Regions from separate parts of the Mus musculus genome. Here region 2 is linked to region 1. A link is a loop called in an ENCODE intact Hi-C map of the cell type or tissue named here. Cell type or tissue: gastrocnemius. All regions are shown on one strand.

The links. Hi-C counts contacts between places; a loop is a spot of excess contacts. Peaks named below come from ENCODE experiments on the same cell type or tissue, not always from the same donor. Only the 100,000 strongest peaks of a DNase experiment are listed, where the experiment ranks them.
Region 2: a loop joins it to region 1, with 4 times the contacts of the local background. A loop is called at or near these places in 5 of 42 quality-filtered maps.

Annotation. Positions count from the first base shown.
Region 1 is chr11:110,498,968-110,506,967 of GRCm38, forward strand. It overlaps Map2k6 (mitogen-activated protein kinase kinase 6), which reads left to right. Exons shown (of 12, transcript NM_011943.3): 10 at 416-555; 11 at 7,739-7,784. Among named protein-coding and RNA genes, the nearest start is that of Gm39446, 26 kb to the left of the region's middle. In gastrocnemius, no CTCF peak of the experiment used is centred here; no DNase peak of the experiment used is centred here; H3K4me3 peaks cover 355 bases; H3K27ac peaks cover 1,592 bases.
Region 2 is chr11:111,039,037-111,047,036 of GRCm38, forward strand. No RefSeq gene overlaps it. Among named protein-coding and RNA genes, the nearest start is that of Kcnj2, 23 kb to the right of the region's middle. In gastrocnemius, a CTCF peak has its summit at 3,356 (motif pointing left); a DNase peak (open chromatin) is centred at 3,351.

The DNA.
Region 1 (8,000 bases):
TCCTGGGTAACTTTTTTTTTTTTTTTTTAATTTTCCATTTCACCAAGAGACCTGTAGGTGGCAGCAGAGGCACAGTGCTGCCAAAGTCTTTACGCTTTCCTAGTCTGGCCACATATTTGAAAAACTGGTTGTTTCCTGTGTTGAACTTTAATGCTCTTGGCTGATAAGTTTTTATGAAATAGGCCCGGGTGTTATCAAGGAGCTCATTTATTTAGATAGGTTTAAATATCTGCCACTGGCAAGACAATATTTTAAAAAGCAGGAGGCACTAAGATTTTGCGAGAATGGGTCATTAGCTTGGCTTTCTTCCCTAATTATATTTGAGCGTCACCTCTGGTCTTTCTAAAAGGAAACACAGCTGCTTCCTAATGAGCATTTCTTAAAATGTTGCCACCCCTCCCTTCCCTCTGTTTAGATCGAGCTGGCCATCCTTCGGTTTCCTTATGATTCTTGGGGAACGCCCTTCCAGCAGCTAAAGCAGGTGGTCGAAGAGCCCTCTCCTCAGCTCCCAGCAGACAAGTTCTCCGCGGACTTTGTTGACTTTACCTCACAGTGGTAAGAGAACCCTGCACTCACAGATCTATGCCAAAGACGACGAGCCGCTCTCATGACTCTCCCCGGTGGGGTCTGATCCATCACATACGCTCATTCCAGAAGCATCCACGGAGCATGTCCTCTGGGCTGCAGAACATAGCCCTGGCCTCTACTCCTAGTTCCAAGGCTAGTACGGAAGCGCACTCAAGTCAATATTTACTTGAAAGTACTATGATTGGCAAGACCGGATAGAGTGAGATACATAAGTATTTGGAGGATGCAAAGTCAGATGGGGTTATTTTTGTTTCGGAGGAAATAAATCCTGAGCAGAGGCCATGCGAGGCATTTCCCTAGCTAAGGTGAGTCAGGAAGGAGAGGTCTTCCCATTGGAAGGATTGCGTCACTAAAGCAAGAAAGACCCCTCTCTCTAGGACCTCGTGATGGTCAGTTAGTTTAACTTCCACCCTCGTACAATCTGGAGTCTCTGTTGTTTAGAACAGGTTGGCCTGTGGACAGTCTGTGGGGGATTGCTTTGATTATGTTAACTGATGTGCAAGGATCTAGCCTAAGAGGAAATGGTGCCATTGCCAGGGTTTGGCTCCCGGACTGTATGAGGGAGAAATGGAGTTATGTACTCGAAGCACGCATGCGTTCGTTTCTCTCTGCTCTAGACCCGAATGAATAAGGTTTACGTTCCCGCTGCCACGACTTCCTGCAGCGCTGGACTGTAGCCTAGAATTGTGAGCCGAGATAAATCATTTCTCTTTTAAGTCATGTTCTATTATGGTATTTTATTCCAGTAACAGCTGTAAGGAGTTGGATATTGACTACAGCATAGAGCCAAAGTTTAGCAAGGCCTACTGGAAAGCTAGGGGTGGGGGATAGATGTCAAGAGTCTCTGGGACTAAGAAGATTGTTGGACATTCAAGAATGTTTCCCGGATGCTTCCAAGTCCTGCAGAACTTTGCCTTCTGCAGAACCCATGTTATCTGTGGATGGACTTGTCCCGGTAGGCATAATAGGTACTGCCGGGGGTTTGGAGGCTAATCCAAAGAGGGCTGGAGCACGGAGAGAGAAGGAAATGACTAGTATAGTCAGAGAGGATAAAAGAGGACACAATATCTTCCAGGTACTCACATGATTTCTGTCTGCACCGCGGCCACGATGCTTAGCGTCGTCACGTGACAGTAGTGGCAGCCGCGGATGCAGCTGGGAGGAGGATGTCAAGAGGGCAGCCCGAGTGGAACCCAGTTAGTTTAGACAGCTATCCTGTGAAAGCAGATGGAAACTTCGAGCGAGTGGGTGGGTCAGAGCTGGCTCTGATTCCAGCTGTGTCTCGTGGAGGGAGTCATTCCTGCTCAGACTCGCTGCGTGAATTGACCTAGACCTGGGAAGGGCCCCGAGGTACAGAGGATACCGAAGCAACACACCTTTGGTCTCCTTGCTCCTTTGGACGTGGTGTTCCAAATACAGTTTTTACTGGGGACCGTGATGACACTGGGCAATGCTTGGTTGCTTAAGGCTCTTGGACCGGTACTTGGTGCTCACCCATCTGCATCCGCATCCCCATCCTGGTGCTTTCCCTTAGTGTTTTACAAGGCTACCCTGGTGGCTTATTCTGAGTTTTAATTTTGGCCGAAAGACCAGAGAGAACTGGAGTACTGGGCTCTAGGACAGTGTTGTTGGGCATCTTTCATAAAAATGCGCCCTCTCCCCTCCTGAACAACCCCTAAGTCCAGTTAGTGCCATTGGTCTTCAAACAAGAGTGACCCCCCTCCCTTTGCAGCCACTAACTACACAGGTCCCCCCACGAGCGGTGGGGTCTCCCAGGGACCCCTTCCACAGCCACACTGGAATGTCTTGTTCCTCAGGTCTTCTTGCTGCTATAAGTGGGTGTGTGCAAAAGCCGTGCCACTTGCAGAACCCAGTACCTCACAACTCTCTCCCTGACCTCTGGCAGAACCCAGTACCTCACGACTCTCTCCTTGACCTCTGGCTTGTGCATTCTTTCTGTCCCTTTTAGAGGCGAGAGGCACCAAGCTGAGATGAGATGGAATCTCAAAGTACTGCTACTCTGGCATTCTGGGATAGCTAAGCAGGCTGAGACCTGAGTGTTTATTGGCCATTCCCGTTTCTTCTTTTGAGAGTTACCTATTTGGTCCCTTAGCCTGTTTATCGGTTGGAAGATTTATTTATCTGGGCATTTAAAATGTACCATTATGTAGTAGAGGAAGCGAATCCTTGTCCAGTGTATAGATGGCAACGATTTTTCTCCTGTTGGCTGTCCTTTTCACTCTGATAATGATTTACTTTGTTGCATGGAAACTTTTAAATTTCATGTAATCCCACTCATCAGCTCTTGGGATTATTTTCTGTGGTTTTGGAGTCTTTTGCCTATGTCCATATCTTGAAGTATTTCAGAGCAAAAACAAAGAAACAGTAATTTAAAAATACCTCCTTTATGTATTTATTTTAAAAAAAGCACAGCCGAAGGCTGCTTCTTTTCCCCAGTACATGTTTTTATCATTGAGATTTTAAGGAACTTCCAAGGTGGGCCGTACTGACCTGTATTAGTTACATGTTACATAAAAGACCAAACTCAAGGAAACATGGAAGAAAGAGTTCATGGGTTTGGAGGGATAAGTCTATCATCGGGGAGGCAGAGCAAGCAGCAGGCAGCAGACTTGGTAGCTGGAGCAAAAAAAGCCAAGGGCGCATGTCTCGAATCTCAAGCAGGAAGCCGAGAGAGAGTGAGCCGGGAGTAGGGTGAGACCCTAAGTTCTTGAAGCCATCCCCTGTGGTATACTTCCTCCAGCAAGGACACACCTTCAAAACCATCCCAAACAGTGCCACCGAGTACAGCCCAACTATTGAAACGTGTGAGACTATGGTGTGTGTGTGTGTGTGTGTGTGTGTGTGTGTGTGTGTGTGTGTGTACGTACATCTCTCAAACCACCACATGACCAAAAGGCCTTGTTTTTTCATGTTTGTAATAGAAAGTTCTTATAGTCTAGTCTTGTAGAAGGCTTAATATGATTTCCTTTTTAAAAATAAGATCTTAGCAGATAGATCATAAACACACACATATCTATATGGAATACACACTATATATACATATGTATATATAAATAATGTATACATATTGTATAATGTATATATATTGTACATGTGTTTGAGTATATATAGGTGTTCATACACATATGCTGTGTATGCTCTTGTGGTATATAGATGGTGTGTGTGCCTGTGAGGGGAGCCAAGGCCGACCTCAGGCGTCCTTTCTTGAGTATGACCACCTCATGATTTGAGGCAGGGTCTTTTATTCAATTAGGCTGCCCAGTCATGAAGCCCAAGGATTTTCCTATCCATACCTCCCCAGAGCTAAGATTAGAAGTGTGTGTTGCTGCTCTTGGCTTTTTATGTGGGTTTTGGGGGTCAACCTTGGGTCTTCATGCTTATGGGGTGAGCACTTTATGTCCCGAGCCTGCTCTCTGGCCCAGTAGTTTTCTCTCTAACCTTTTCACATGTGTTGACACAGGCAAGCCACTAGAATACATTGCCTGCTGCTAGAATAGTTAGACTTATGTTTGCATTTCCTCCAGGCCTACTTTGGAGTCTCAGTGCCCAGCCGGCTAGCCTGGTGCCGTACCCAAGTGTGTTGGAGGCCCGTCCAGATGTCAATACTGTCTGACTCAGAGTAGCTAAAAATCAAACAGTCGATTAAGCATTGTCTGTTTGTTCAGAACAGGAAAGTAAAAGAGGCAGTAGGTATTTATTTATCTTTTGACAAATGTATGGCTTCGGAGGCGCACTGTGTTTTTATTCTGTGGACTGCACCAAATAGCCCTTCTTGGAAATGATCGGGGGGGTGGGGGTGGACATGGGGGTGGGGGAGCTCAAATAGGCAGAGAGCTCCTGGTCAGCATGAACTGCAAGCTGGCAATTCTCAAGGCAGCGTGGATTGGGTTTGTCGTGCCAGCCATGGTCAGGAGCCTGTGTTGTGGCATTTGGAAGAGGAATTAGAGAAGTTAGCTAATTGCACACTTGAAAATGACAAGCCACTTGAACATCCAAAAGCCAGATCCCATCCAAGAGGAAAGTGGTGTACCTTTGAACTCCGAGGTTGTTATTTTATATTGAGTTTCAAACATTTTCTACTAAACATGGAAAATTTGCTTCCACCCCAACTTTATCTTGGGTATTTTACTATTCTTAGTGCTTCTTTTGAAGTGTTTTTGATTTAAGATATGGAGGGAATAGGCTATATCCATTATACTAATTTAACAAATAGTCTTCCTTTGCTTGCTTTCTTTCCTTTCTCCCTTCCTCCCCCCTCACCTTCTCCCTCTCCACTTCCCTCCCTCCTTCTCTACCTCCCTCTTCTCTAACCTCTTGCCCCCCTCTGTTATTCCTTTCTTTTTCAATAAGGTTTAACTATATATATACTAGGCTGTCCTAAAAGTCTCTCTGTAGCCCAGGCTGGCTTTGATTCTGTAACCCTCCTGCTTCAGCCTCCTGAGTGCTGGAATTACAGGCATCATTACCATGGCTGGCCGCTGTGAAAGACCCTTTTGTTAGAATTCTATAGTCGGGGGCAAACTTTCCCTCTGATTAGGGGCTGTAAGTCAAGGGGTAGCTTACTGGGCAGTTGAACACAGCCTCTGAGGTCTGACAGATCTTAAATACTTTGTGCTTGATCAACTAAAGTGATTTTTCCTGAAAAAAAATTTTTTTAAAGATGGATCAAAGCAGAGAGGAAATTTTGCAAATTTTGCAAACGTTCTGGGGAGAAAAATGTCCTGTCTCATGGTTGCTTTTACTTAAAACTTGAAAGCCGAGGCAGGGACCGAAGATGTAGCTTGGTCATAGAGTGCTTGCCTAATCTGCACAAGGTCTGGGATTCTCTCTGCGATGCCACAATGAATCTTTAGAGCTTTTAGCCAGCCAGGAAGAAAGAATCCTTCTATTATACAGTAAACAGGGGCCAAACATCAGTGCTGCCATGGAGGTCATTGGTTGATACCGTGGTGCACTGATGGAGGTCAGGGGGTAACTTACGGGGGTCTGTTCTCTCCCACTCTATGGGCTCCAGGAATCAAACTCAGATTTCCAGGCTTGGCAGCAAGTGCCTGTTACCGGCTGAACCATCTTGCTGGCCCCTCAGATATCCTATTTAATCCCTTGAATATTATGTGTAGTTTTAGTGTTGTATTTATTTGTGTTATTTTATTGACTTAAGAAGTTAAATTGTTTAACCAAGGGAGGAGAATTCTGGGTTCAGATTTGCTTTGAATAATAGCTGGATATTTGAGGCTTCTGTATATGTAAAAAAAAAAAAAATCTAGGATTTGTAAGTGAGGTAACAATGTCCCCAGAGGATATTTCTTCTGCACTTATTTCTCAGATAAACTGATACTTGAATTTAGACAACCTTTTGTTCCTAGGAAGATGGAAGACAGAGATAGGAGGCATGAGGTAGTCGTGATGGGAATATAAACAAATGTCATGTAAGCCTCGTGGAGATGGTTCTTATGACTGCATTCCAATTGGGAGAAGGGTAGAGCAAGTGGGTTTTAAAGAGGGCCAGCCAATTACCCACAGTCCAAGTATTCTTGCCCTCTTGGTGTCTGCACCAATGGCATTTCCAACTGGACTGCTTTTGTTGTGGAAGACAGGCTTGCACACTGAAGGATGCTTAGCAACATCCTCTGCCGCTGTCAGATACCGCCAACTAGTTGTGACAACCAAAGACGTTGAGAAATGTCCTGTGGGATGGAGGTACAGAGTAGCTACCATTGGGAACCACCGACATGGACTCTCAGGGTACAGGCATATGCAAGGCCACCAGTGGGTTAAGAGCTCATTCATTTCACCCAGGTACACATTCTCGTATCAGCCCCACGCTGACAGTTAATGATTCTCCTTTCTAACGCACTCTCATTTTTATCCCAAGTTGAGATGAACTTTCTCTCATAGGTTGTCTGGTTCCTGAGGCCATTAGGTACTAGGTCTGCCCTCAGTTCTAGGTTGACACTTCTGTCCTCACCTCTGCCTGTAGCCTGTCACAGGTTCCCTGGCTTCTACCCACAGCATTGCCTGGAATAAACTGGTGGGGCTGCTTTTCAGTTTGTTTTGGTTCAAAAGCTTTCCCTCCTTTGAATTTTTAAAGAGAATTTCATTTTGCCTATAAGCCTATAGTTCAACATCTCCCAGTGACGTCACTCTCCCACGGTTTTGTACTTTACACCCCTCATGGGGGTTCGCTTCTGTGGGTGTAGCAGAGCTCATGTCAGATGCTCAGGATCTCACTCGCTCAAAAGGACCCATCAGCACAAATCTCAGGGACTCAATATGCTGTCACACTGTGGTTCTCGGAGTTCATAGACAACTCTCTCCCCATTCACGGCTGGAACTAAAACATCAAATAAACCGTTTTTCTTCTTGTTTCCATTTTAGACTCAGGGGTGGGTTGAGGACAGGGGTGATGGGTTGGTCTCTTTCACATTGTAGTTTTATGAGGACTGCCTCTGGTATCAAATGCTATAAAATGTTGGAATATTCAGAGAACAGAATGACCACTAGACAGCAGTGCGTGACCACAAAAATATTTCTAAGAATCATTGCTAATTTGCTTTCCTTTCTTATCCACCAAGACAGTGAACAAGAAGCACCTCCTTAGTAAAATATAGGTTTGTGGCTTCTGTCTCAGGCAGGTTTGGGGAGGAACATAGGGAAGCAAGTTTTATATGAGAGGGAACCACAAACAGGGAGGAGTCTGCAGTTGGAGGCAGTGAGACTCACTTAGTGTCCTGTAAGAAACGTGGGCCGACTTCTTTTCCAGGAGGTGGGATAAAAAGCTACCTTGAAAGAAAGTTCAGATAGGTTTTGAGATGTGGTCATTATAGGTAGGAAAATTAGACTAAATGGCAACCATAATGTATTAAAGGAAAATAAACACACACACACACACACACACACACACACACACACACACACACACACACACTTATTCATGTTAAAGCAAGCCCAACATGGTTTAAAACATAGTTTCTAAGAGTTCACATTTACAATAGAAGTTAGTATAGGAGACCTGGTTTTTGTGCATTAAAAAAAAAAATAGTTACAGTTTTACACTGGTTCTAAAATCCTAACAGTGAAATACAAATGTCTTCTAGATTTTTAATGTGCTTATTTTTTTCTTTTTAAGCTTGAAGAAAAATTCCAAAGAACGGCCCACATATCCAGAGCTTATGGTGAGTGTGAACACTTTGCTTGTGTGTTAGCAGATAACAGCTAGGGATGTAGCCATGGCTAAGATGATGCATAAATAAATATTTAGGGAGGAGTTGGTTTGTTGAGATATGGTTGATTCCCAGGAGCTGGACACAAGACAGAGTTAAGGGTCCCTTTTCACTGGTATTTATCCTTCAGAAAATATTTTGTTACTTATTTTCTGTGCATGTAGATCA
Region 2 (8,000 bases), 540 kb after region 1:
AAGCTTGGAAGATAATGCTGAGAACAGTGCAGAAGATGGAGGCCTGGCTTGTGAAATTTCAGAGGGAAGATTAAAAACTCTTATCGGGGCCATTGCTATTTTGATTGTGAAGATTCTGTGGTTGTGGTTAGCTTGGGCTGAAGAATCAGCTGTTATTAACAAGATACCAGAACTACTAAAGCAAAAACTTTGCATTACTGGGACTATTGATGCTGGTTAGCTAGAGGAAAAAATTTAGCTGTGATTAAGAAAAGACCAGAATCTTTGAGGTGACATTTTCTGGGAAGTGTTTTCCCAAAATCACAAAGAGGCTGTGTTCCAGAGATGGCCAAAGTTGTACCTTGTGCTGCAGCAGGACTTAGTAATGTATAAGAGTCACCCAGGTGGTACTGGTTTTGAAGGCATGAAGGGGTCATGAAGAGCAGCTGAGGCTCGGCACTGTGAGAGGCCATGGAAGGCCATTGGTGAAAGTGCAGCCTCAGTTTCAATTGATGGACCAGGACTGAAGGGGTCATGCAGTGTTTTGGAGATTCCAGGACCATGAATGACCACCAAGAGCAGCAGCAATGGAGTACAGATATCTGGAGCCTAGAGGAAAAGCTGTGTGCTATGAAGGACAGGGCTGGAGAAGTGATCCAAGCCCTTGTAGGAACCCAGAAGATTGTGAGTTGGATCCCAGACATTGGACAGTTGGAGTTTAATTTTTGCTTTTGATATCAACCCCCCCACCTTTTTTGGTTTTTCAAGACAGGGTTTCTCTGTATAGCCCTGGCTGTCCTGGAACTCACTTTGTAGACCAGGCTGGTCTTGAACTCAGAAATCTGCCTGCCTCTGCCTCCTGAGTGCTGGGATTAAAGGCGTGCGCCACCACACCCGGCTGATATTTTTCCCTCTTGAAGGAAGAAAATATTTTAGTGGATCCCACAGTTAAGAGACTTTTGATTGTAAAAAGACTTTGGATTTTAAAAGATACTGGATATTTTAAAATGATTGAACTTTTAATATGTAAAGACTGTGGGACTTTTAAAGTTGTTTATATCTTGGGGATGAATAAGAAACTAAGGGTTGAGGCTTACTAGTAATGTGTTTGTGTGTCAAGTTGACAATGGGTCAATTGTACTGGCAAGTTTTGTGTCAACTTGACACAAGCTGGAATTATCACAGAGAAAGGAGCTTCAGTTGAGGAAATGGCTCCATGAGATCCAGCCATAAGGTATTTTCTCAATTAGTGATCAAGGGGGGAGGTCCCTTTGTGGGTGGGACTATCTCTGGGCTGGTAGTCTTGGGTTCTATAAGAGAGCAGGCTGAGCAAGCCAGGGGAAGCAAGCCAGTGGAAGCAAGCCAGTAAGTAACATCCCTCCATGTCCTCTGCATCAGCTCCTGCTTCCTAACCTGCTTGAGTTCCAGTCCTGACTTTCTTTGGTTATAACAGCAGTGTGGAAGTGTAAGCTGAATAAACCCTTTCCTCCCCAACTTACTTCTTGGTCATGATGTTTGTGCAGGAATAGAAACCCTGACAAAGACAGGTACTGAACAGTAATGTTTGGGTGGAGAAAGAACCCACAAATTTCCAGCCCTAGCAGAGATGTCTTTAGCAGTTGATTGCTTTTGGGAGGGAAAGAAGAAGTTTCCTTCAAGGATTCAGTCTCTTAAAGGGTATCTATGCTCCAGTAGATGGTTCTATGACTGTGCACATACAGCCAACACTAAGTGGATTCAGTGGACTAAAACAAAAAGAGAGACAGCACATGGAGATGTGAGGGGAAAGCCATCTCAGGGCACAGGGGAGACAAAAAAGGCAAAGTGATCAAAACACATAATATATGTGAATGAAATTCTCAAATGACGAAATGATAAAAATGTTAGGTAATATTTGTCACAATTGTTAAATGTTCATGATTTCTTCTTGATGCAGTGGTTAACGTTTGAAGCCATGTGTCTAAATGGATGTTGATGGCTCTGATTCCAAGTGAAATAGATTCATGTCTCAGTCCTATCAATGATGAATTATGAATCTGAGGGAAAATGGTCCAATTTCTCTGCTCAACTCTTTTGGAATACTTATAATACAGATATTCCTTTGAATATTTCTGGGTTCCTTATGGCCATCAGTTGTCATGGTTCTTCCTCACTCTACTTCTCATCTTGCCCACTTTGTTTGTTGCTTGCCTTCCCTCACTCTTTATGCTGACTGTTGCTAGTATATTCCTCTGGTGTATGTGTCTATGTGCCCCTAATAGTCCTATGTAGGAGATCTCAATGCCCAAGTTGATAGCAGTGAGAGATGAGTCCTTGGTCCAAAGTGAAGTCAAGAGACTTCACAAGAGATGACAGTGCTCTTGTAGAACAGACCAGGGACTCCTTGCTCCTCCCACTGTGTGGGGTTCAGAGAGAAGCATTCTTCATGGGTCAGATACACTCTGGCTTGATCTTGGACTTCTATACCTGTAGAGATAAATTCCTAATTCTGATTAGCCAACTACTTTCTAGGACATCGGTAGGACAATGCCAATAGAGGGAGTATGTAGCCTATGATCTCTCTTCTCAGAATTCTGGCTCAATGTGAATTTACCTGGACATTTCCAGTGTCCAGTTCCTCTCTGTACAGTTGGGAGTCTTCCTTTAATGAGTAACCTACCATGATCTGATCATGTAATGTACACAGTAAGAACTTGACAGTGTAGTTAATGTGATCATTGCTGATCTTGTTTTTCTGATCTATTTTCCCATCCTTTTCTATGATAGTACATCTATGTTCCTTGAGTAGTTTATATAAAGACCACAAAGTCTGAATGTGGAAAAGATGGGAATACCGCTTATCCACCACAATGAGAGGAAATTCTAAGAAACAGCATGAGTGCTGTGATAAGGACAACTTATATATGTGACATGAACCAAGAGAGGTCATCCACCGTACAAACTTCTGTTTATGCTATTCTCAAATTTCATTTTTACTGCTTGAGAGTTTCATGTATCCATGTAACATGCTTCGACCAAACCCACCCCTCAGCCCTGGATCTCTAGCTTCTTTTCCAGAACTCTCCATCGTTCCTTGACAACTTCACGTGCTACTTTTAAAAGCCACTACATCCACTTAGTACTGACTGCATTTACATGGATGTAGGACCCTTTGCAGGGCCTTGGGTAGTCTCTCACGGTCCTCATCCCTGAAGCAAACTGATTCTCCCTCTTCTAGAAGCCACCACTTGCCAGTAGCTCCCCAGCTATGGGTGGGGCTTAATTAATCGTTCCCCTCCCATGCTGGGATAATAATAGTATTAATAATTATTATGAAAATGTCTCTAGTAATTGCTTTTCTATTAGGGGTTGAGCATTCTTGGTCCCTATTGCGCCACCTTGTGGTTACAAGACAACACAAGTTTTCCCATGAAGTAAATCTGGTATGGTTTTCGGTTTCTTGGTTTTTTTCCCCTCCTCTCCAATTTGGAGTGCATTTTAGCAGTAATAGCTATAATCAAAGTGTGACCATTCAAGGCAGAAAGTAGTACGCACTGAAGGCAAGTGTGGCCCTGTCTAAGTATGGATTACATGTTCTCTCTCTTCCCTTGGCTTCCTCAACCTAGATTACATTAGAAGAAGAAACTGGAGTTCACACAGGCTGTTTTTCTGGGTCTACATATATAGTCAAGGATGTCTGGATAGTGTCCATCGAGAATCTAATAATTAATAGTTCTATTTATTACAAGAAAAGTAGTCAGAACGTATGTAGTAATCACCAGTAAATTACAGAATGATCATGCACACACACAGAGGGGAAATAGCTTACAAATCACAATTCTCATTACTGAGTAGGATTTGCTTTGTAGGCATGCTCATTCCACTCCAGTAAATTGTATGTACTTCACAGATCTGTAGTACTTGCTTACAGAATATTTTTGTTCCGTCTTGTCTTCTAAATTCCAACTTTGTCAGCATCCAGAGCTGAAGAGTGGAGAAAGATAGGACGGTCCATTTGCCTACAGAGTCCTGCTTGCTAGGGAGTAAATATTATATTTTCAAATTGAGAAATGAAATAGTTATGGTCTTACTGCATCAAAGCCTGTTTGCTTTGGCATATACAGACAAGGATCAAAGTATTAGATAACAGTAAAGTCCAACAACTCTCTCACTTTATGGAGGAAAGAGAGAAGAGAGAAGTGTGTGGGAGATACAGAATGGAGAAAGAGATAGAGGTATATAGAGAGAACATCCCAGGTATATTATCGTGTTAACATTGACTTTAAGTATCCACCCGCATGTCCATCCATCTGTCTGTCTATCTGTCTGTACCTCCATCCATCTGTTCGTCCACCCATCTTTGGTCTCTATCTCTGTTTCTTTGACATTATGTCTATCCTGTTCATTCCCTCTTGAGACAATGTTAACTATCAACTTGATAGAAACTAGAATCACCACTGAGTGAGTTTGTGTCTGCCTGTTTATCATCTTTGTTGTGTTAAGTGAGGAGGTGATCCATCCACAGCGGGTGGTGACCACTCCCTGACTAGAACTGTAAAGAGTATAAATGGAGAAGGAGGACTTAGCATTAGAATATATTCCCTTCTCTCTGTTTCCGGACTCTGGGATTCATGTGACCGGCTAATGGAAGACCTGGATACCTTCAGCCTCTTACTACAGTTGACTGTACCTTTAACTATGAGCTGGAATAACCCCTTTCTCCCGTAAGTTGCATTTGTTAAAGTGTTTTTATTTTTTAATCACCGCTACAGATAGATGTAACTGAATCGTGAGCCCTCTCTATTTGGTTCATGCATGCCTTAGACTCCCTCTGTATTTTCATTTCTCAGTTGCTCTCTTTTTGTTTTTACCATCTAGTTTACACTAAAACCTATAATAGTCAGTGATCTTGATGTGAATCCAAACTCTTTGGATCCCCCATGTGGCCTCAGGCAAATGAATGCAAATGTTTAAAGCCTTTCTGTTCTGTTAAATGGGGATTAAAGCAACTCCATACAAGATTATGACAATTAAAGTGATGCATCAAATATAAAAGCATTGCAACTGATGTAATTATAGTTTACTTAAAATGTAAATAAGTTTACCTAAAATGTAAATTAAAAAATAAAAATATACAAAAAAACTGAAAATAAAATTTAAAAAAATAAATTAAAACATACTTTTAAAAACTGGGGAAATTGCCTAATATATAAAGCCTATTTTGTTTTTGTTATATGAAAAAAGTGAGGAGTTTTAAAATCGCAACCATTTAGTATCTTAAGACACTCTAACAGCCTTGTTTATAGATCTAATATAACAATAAACTAGAGCTGTATCTCAAGAATTTTAAAAGAGAATCTCGAATTAAAACTTTCCATTTAAACTTTCAACCAGTTGCCTTATCATTATCCACATAACATACTGAAGAAGGAGGCCCTGCCTGTAGTTATAGGTTATTAAGTGGCAAAACTAATTAAAGAATTCAGGCCTTCCACTTCTAAATTCTTACTCAGAATTCATGGCAATGAATACAAATTATCTTTCTGCAGCACAATTATTTCTCCCCCTCTTCTCCTCTCCATCACCTGTCCTCCCTCTCCTCCTCTTCCCTCTCCCCCTCCCCCTTCCTTCTTCCCATTCTTAGTTCCTTCCTTCATCTCTTCACCTTCACACTTCATCATTTTCTTACCTTTGAGTTACAAGTTGGACTTAACATAGCTGATAAGAAAAGTGAAATTCCTTTAACTGGTACGGGTATGCAATTTTAAAAAATAATACCATTTTTATGTATTCATTATATATTAAGTATGAAAACAGTATGTTGAGTCATTCACAGACATTGTAAAGCAATAATGAACTGAATAGAAACAAGTCTTGCCCTTTTGCAACCTGAAGTAAGAAAGACAGAAACAATATACATATTTATGTCAGAGTTATTTGTTTAAAGGAATTTACCCATTTGTGGTACAATGGGCTCAAACACCCAGACATGAGAGAGTTAAATGTGCAGAGACCTGAGAATTCCAAACAAGAACAAGTGCCTGATGCAGAATTCAAGACTCTAGAACCGGGGGAAATGTGTTTTGAATGGGATGTGTTTTAATATGTAGCTAATACCAAATGGGAGGTAAAAGTAGAAAGAAGATGTGTGAACTTGGTATTGTGGGAGAGTGCAAGACCCGAAGTTACAAATTTAAAAGGTATTTGCATGAGTACTTGCCTAACAATGTAAGTCTGGTTTAGATCTAAGAATCTAATAGCAAAAGGGAATCAGAAATGTATAAGCCAAGACCCTTGAGTGCTGTGTGATTCAGACAAAAAGTGATGTATTAAAGAACAATGAGGAGGCACAAGAGAAGAAGAGTTGCTTAAAACCCAGATAAAGAATACAATACGACATAGAGAGGAGTGGCTTGATATGATACAACTACACTGTCTTTGAAATAAAAATGCCTGAGGTGTCTGACTGAAGAGCTGTACTGACAGAGAGGTGAGAATGTGGAGACAACTTTTGAAAAATACAGGTATCAAAATAAAAGTCCCTCCTCCCCCAAATACCAATGCTTGAGAGATAGATGATCACTTACATCTTTTTATTTCTAAATTCCTTTCTCTTGTCAGTTGGGAGGTAGTGTATTGTATTTATGAACAAATGGGAACGGTGACCTGCTGGGGGAGAATAGTTCAAGTAGGAGAAAAAGTGAAAGAGAAACAAACAACAACCCTTTGAACACAGGAGGAAGAATACTAATGACCTGGTTCATAAGTAGTAGACAGTGGCATACCACCTTAGCTGCAGATACCACAAGGAAACAACATCAACAGCTGGATTCCTTCCTTCCTTCCTTCCTTCCTTCCTTCCTTCCTTCCTTCCTTCCTTCCTTCCTTCCTTCCTTCCTTCCTTCCTTTCTTTCTTTCTTTCTTTCTTTCTTTCTTTCTTTCTTTCTTTCTTCCTTTTTTCTTTTCTTTTCTTTTTTTTTTTAAGTTCAGCGAGGAGTATGATAATCATAGGATAATGAAGAGAATCATCAGAAATGTAAGGGGGCAGGCAAAATTTACATACTCAAACTCATCCTAGAGATTTGGAACTTGAGTGGATTAAGGGAAAAGCAACAAGACTGGAACTGGGTTGAAAGGTCATACCTGTAATCCCAGAGCTCTGAGTTTGAGATAGGAGAATTGAAAATTGGTCACCAAATAACTGTTGGGATGGAGGTTGAAGAACACAAATTCTACCCATAAACCACCTTGTTGGCTGACCAACATGTGGTACAGAAATGTAAAGAGCTGGACATGGCTTTTCTGCACTTCAACCTCTGGTAAACAGGAAAAAGAAAAGGATCAAGACCCTTGAGTCTGGGACCTAATCAGCCCTCATGTGTGTGGGTCACTGTGGGATGAAGATTGGGGATGTTGTACCCATGTCCTATCTAACAGCACAGAGAAGGCATGCTCTGCTCATTGCCCATTAACTCTTCTCACGTTATTGTCTGTTCATACGTCGTAAATAAACTAATAGATAAATAACAAATAAGTCTTAATTTCTTAATGTTACTGCTAATTTCAATTTTGGGGGAGGTTTAGCATCATCCCTATTCCCTCTCTATTTATTTATTTATTTATTTATTTATTTATTTATTTATTTATTTATCATTGCTAATGATTGAGACCAGGGCTTTATACACAAAAGGCTCTTACTTCCTATCCCTGAAGTAACAGCCCCAGCATTGGGGATCAGGATTTTCCTTCACCTTTATTTGTTTTTTGAAGCTTACTAAAAACTTATCCTATGAATAAAGTATCTAACATTCTATGTGCTCCTGTTTCATATTTTGTAAGTAACACGGGTGTTAAGACTTCAGTGATCAAGAAATGATTTTATCTGTGATTGAAGCATTAATTGCAAGGATCTAGATATAAGGGGTTAGACTACCATTGGAGTAAAGACTTTTTCCCCATGACTTTAGTAGCCAAATGAGCAAGAATTTCTACCTCTGCCAGAGATTCTAACTCTACCTTTATTAGGTCATTTATTACAACCA